Regions from separate parts of the Homo sapiens genome. Here region 2 is linked to region 1. Evidence: chromatin loops called from intact Hi-C (ENCODE). Cell type or tissue: Caco-2. All regions are shown on one strand.

Region 1 (2,500 bases):
TAACATATATAACATATGTATTATATATGTTATATAATACATATATATATAAACTCCTTGGTTCAGGCTATCTTCCCACCTAGGCCTCCCAAATTGCTGGGATTACAAGGCTGAGCTACAGTGCGTGGCTTTTTTTTAATATAACAAAATTTATTTATTCAGTGTCTGCTAAGTGATTCTCTTTGGAGCAATGCTTAATTACAGTATAAAGTTATGACATGACATTTGTATCCATTGGTCCTATTAATAAACATCAGTTGCAGAGTATGAAGTTTGCAGTTACAAAATCTAAGTTTTTTACTGAGTAAAACTGAAAATGGCTAGCATTTACATAAAAATGGACAATTTTGCAAAATAGAAGTGATAATGGCACACAGTCCTAATTAGAAGGCTTACTTTCCTAAGAGCATGTGAGTGCCAGTGTATTTTCACTAGGTTTTGTCTTTTTGACATCTGCTTTTTTACAGTGCTGATGATTTCTGTTAATTTCATGAATGACACCTTTATCACATTTCAATCTATGATCTTTTTTTTTAAAGTTTTGTCTTAAGGCTTCAGTGTCTTCATTTGGAAAATAGTGTCATCATCCACAAAGACCTGGTAACAAACAGTGCATAGAAAAGTCATTGAGGACCGGATGCAATGGCTCAGGCCTGTAATCCCAGCACTTTGGGAAGCCGAGGTGGGCAAATCACATGAGGCCAGGACTTCGAGACCAGCCTGGTCAACATGGTGAAACCTCGTCTCTATTAAAAATACAAAAATTAGCCGGGCATGGTGGTGCGCGCCTGTAATCCCAGCTACTCGGAAGGCTGAGGCAGGAGAATCGCTTGAACCCGGGAGGTGGAGGTTGCAGTGAGCCGAGATCGTGCCATTGCACTCCAGCCTGAGTGACAGAAGGAGACATTGCCAAAAAAAAAAAAAAATTACTGAGGTCCTCAGGGCAAACTTGAAACAGCTGGGAAGATTTTGTATGTACGAGAAAGCCCAACCTAAAATTGTTTAAGGAACAAGGGAGTTTCTCATCTCAGAGAACAAGAGGTTTAAAGATGGTGAAGGCATGTGGCACATACACAGGTTGGCTGTTTCAGAGGGACAGTGACCTGGCCATTGTCTCTGGTCCTCCGGCCTCACTGTGTTGGCTGTGTCCTCTCACGGCCACAAGGTGGCAGCAGCAGCCGCGGGCACCGCAGCCTTCCTGGAGGAGCGGTTCTCCGACTCAGGACTACTTCCTTATCACAGGCTTAAAAACCAAGACGCCAAAGAGCTTTAAAAAAAAATAAAAAAATAAAAAAATTAAAAAATATATATATATATAAAATACATATATGTAATGTTAATCAATATTTACCATTTTATAAATAATAAACTGAAAATTTTAAAATATTGATTTATTATTTAAAAAATAATAAATCTATTACGTTAACATACACCATACATTTTTATGACAAAAATAACTATAAAAAATTTATATAACTATATAAACTTATACAAATAAATTTATATAACTATATAAACTTATACAAATAAATTTATATAACTATTAAAAATTATTAAAAAACTATATAAAAAATTTAGTGAGAAGGTGGCACTGTTTTACATTTTTACATGTCTTTGATGTGGGCTCCAGTGAGGACAGGCGGTTTCTCCTATCTGCTTCTCATGCAATCTGTTGTACATTGCACATCATCACATAGCCTCTGGAAGAGTTCAGCGTACACTCGCAAGAGGTGAGAGTGGAAATGACATCTTACTATTATTATGAAAACGATTTGACCCAAAGACCCCCTGAAAGGGAGAGTCCTTATGCCTCTTTCAAAAGCTAAGAAACGGGCTGGGCTCAGGGGCTCATGCCTGTAATCCCAGCACTCTGGGAGGCCGAGGTGGGTGGATTACTTGAGGTCAGGAGTTCGAGACCAGCCTGGCCAACATGGTGAAACCCCATTTCTAGTCTCTACTAAAAATACAAAATTAGCCGGGCGTGGTTGCATGTGCCTGTAATCCCAGCTACTCAGGAGGCTGAGGCAGGAGAATCGCTTGAACTTGGGAGGCAGAGGTTACAGTGAGCTGAGATTGCACCACTGCCCTCCAGCCTGGGTGACAGAGCTAGACTCCATCTGAAAAAAAAAATACATAAAATTAAAAAAATAAAGGCTAAGAAACGGTTTCTGAAAGGCTTTCCCAGTACGGTACCCCCCCCGAGCGTAACTGACCAGAACTGGATCATTTGCCTGTTTCTAAGGAAAGAGAATAGCATTGGCAGGATTTGCTTATACCAATGGCTCTCAAACTTGGTGTGCATCAGAATCACCTGTGGAGTGTGTTAAACCACGGACTGTTCAGGCCCCCAACAGCAGGGCTCTCATTCAGGAAGTTTGGCATGGAGCCTGAAAATGTCCATTTTTAACAATCCCCATGACTGCTTCTGCTGCTGGGCCAGGGACCACATGGTGGGAACCACTGGCACAGCCCAATCAGGATGTGGGGATGTGGCCAGGCT
Region 2 (2,500 bases), 76 kb after region 1:
TCTGATGCCTAATGTAGTTCACAGCTTGTTAAACCTGTTTATATCAAGTTTCTCAAGTTAAAAAATTCTCAAATTAAAAAAAAAACAAAACTTACTTGTTGTGAGATATACATACAGAAGCATATGTTATAAAGTGTATATATGTAATAAAGAATAAAGTGAACACCCCGTAACTACCACCCAGGTAAAGAAATATGGCCAGCATTGGCCAGGCATGGTGGCTTTCGCCTGTAGTCCCAACACTTTGGGAGGCCAAGGTGGGCAGATCACAAGGTTGAGAGATCGAGACCATGCTGGCTAACACAGTGAAACTCCATCTCTACTAAAAAATACAAAAAAATTAGCCGGGCCTGGTGGCGGATGCCTGTAGTCCCAACTACTTGGGAGGCTGAGGCAGGAGAATGGCACGAACCTGGGAGGCAGAGCTTGCAGTGAACCAAGATTGCACCACTGCACTCCAGCCTGGGCAACAGAATGAGACTCCGTCTCAAAAGAAAAAAAGAAATATGGCCAGCATACAAGCAACACACCTTTGTGTGCCTCTCCCGGCTCACAATAGCCACCCCCCAAATAAGCAACATGCTGCTTTTTGTAATATTTTTTCTTTTTAATTTTTAGTCGTACCACCAATGTATTCTCTATTAACTGATAAAATTAGTTTGGCTTGTTTCTGAACTTCATATAATTGATTCATATTATAGGTATTCTTTCATAAGATCCTTCCTTCCCCTTCCTTTTTTCTCTTTTTCCTTTCCTTTTCTTATTTTCTCCTTCCTTTCTTTCCTTTCCCTTTCCCTTCCCATTCCTTTTTCTCTTCCCTTTTCCTCATGGCTCACTGTAGCCTCGATTTCCTGGGCTCAAGCAATCCTCCCATATTGGGGGAACCCGCCCCCAATATTTCAACGTAGGTTCTATTTTCCATAAGTGTCGGCCAGCTGAGAAATAAAGAGAGACAGTATAAAGAGAAGAATTTTACAGCTGGGCCGCCGGAGGTGACATCACATATTGGTAGGACTGTGATGCCTGCCTGAGCCTCAAACCAGCAAGTTTTTATTAAGGGTTTCAAAAGGGAAGGGGGTGTAAGAACAGGTAGTAGGTACAAAGATCACATGCTTCAAAGGGCAAAAAGCAGAACTACTGATAAGGGTCTAACAAAGATCACATGCTTCTGAGGGAACAGGACAAAGGGCAAAAGCAGAACTACTGATAAGTATCGGGGGAACCCACCCCCAATATTTCAACGTAGGTTCTTTCTATTTTCCCTAAGTGTCAGCCGGTCTGAGAAATAAAGAGAAAGAGTACAAAGAGAGGAATTTTACAGCTGGGCTGCCGGAGATGACATCACATATTGGTAGGTCCATGATGCCCCCTGAGCCTCAAAACCAACAAGTTTTTATTAGGGATTTCAAAAGGGGAGGGAGTGTATGAACAGGGAAAAGATTACATGCTTTAAGGGGCAAAAAAGCAGAGCAAAGATCACATGCTTCTGAGGAAACAGGACAAGGCAAAATCAGAAACTCCTGATAAGGGTCTGTGTTCAGCAGTGCACGTATTATCTTGATAAACATCTTAACAGAAAACAGGGTTCGAGAGCAGAGAACCAGTCTGACCTGAAATTTACCAGGGCTGGTGTTTCCCAATCCTAGTAAGCCTGAGGGTACTGCAGGAGACCAGAGTGTATCTCAGTCCTTTTCTCAACCGCATAGGACAGACACTCCCAGAGCGGCCGTTTATAGACCTCCCCCTAGGAATGCATTTCTTTTCCTAGGGTCTTAATATTTAATATTACTTGCTAGGAAAAGAATTTAGTGGTATCTCTCCTACTTGGCACGTCCATTTATAGGCTCTCTGCAAGAAGAAAAATATGGCTGTATTCTGCCTGACCCCGCAGGCAGTCAGACCTTATGGTTGTCTTGCATTGTTCCCTAAAATCGCTGTTATTCTGTTCTTTTTTAAGGTGCACTGATTTCATATTGTTCAAACACACATGTTTTACAATCAGTTTGTACAGTTAACGCAATCATCACAGGGTCCCGAGGTGATGTACATCCTCAGCTTACGAAGATAACGGGATTAAAAGATTAAAGTAAGACAGGCATAAGAAATTATGAGAGTATTATTAGGGAAGTGATAAATGTCCATGAAATCTTCACAGTTTATGTTCAGAGATTGCAGTAAAGACAGGCTTAAGAAATTATAAAAGTATTAATTTTAGGAACTGATATATGTCCACGAAATCTTCATAATTTATGTTCCTCTGCCACGGCTCCAGCTGGTCCCTCTGTTCGGGGTGCCTGACTTCCCACAACAGATAAGGGTCCAACAAAGATCACAAGGCAAAGGGCAAAAGCAGAACTACTGATAAGGTTCTATGTTTAGCGGTGCACGTATTATCTTGATAAACATCTTAAACAACAGAAAACAGGGTTTGAGAGCAGAGAACTGGTCTGACCACAAATTTACCAGGGCGGAGTTTTTTCCCACTCTAGTAAGCCTGAGG

The links. Hi-C counts contacts between places; a loop is a spot of excess contacts. Peaks named below come from ENCODE experiments on the same cell type or tissue, not always from the same donor. Only the 100,000 strongest peaks of a DNase experiment are listed, where the experiment ranks them.
Region 2: a loop joins it to region 1, with 4 times the contacts of the local background. A loop is called at or near these places in 26 of 110 quality-filtered maps.

Annotation. Positions count from the first base shown.
Region 1 is chr6:158,219,884-158,222,383 of GRCh38, forward strand. No RefSeq gene overlaps it. Among named protein-coding and RNA genes, the nearest start is that of GTF2H5, 53 kb to the left of the region's middle. In Caco-2, a CTCF peak has its summit at 1,172 (motif pointing right); a DNase peak (open chromatin) is centred at 1,168.
Region 2 is chr6:158,295,402-158,297,901 of GRCh38, forward strand. It overlaps LOC124901447 (a long non-coding RNA gene), which reads right to left. Exons shown (of 2, transcript XR_007059835.1): 2 at 1,371-2,500. It also overlaps a transcript of TULP4 not described here. Among named protein-coding and RNA genes, the nearest start is that of TULP4, 16 kb to the right of the region's middle. In Caco-2, no CTCF peak of the experiment used is centred here; DNase peaks (open chromatin) are centred at 1,050, 1,450, 1,600 and 2,480.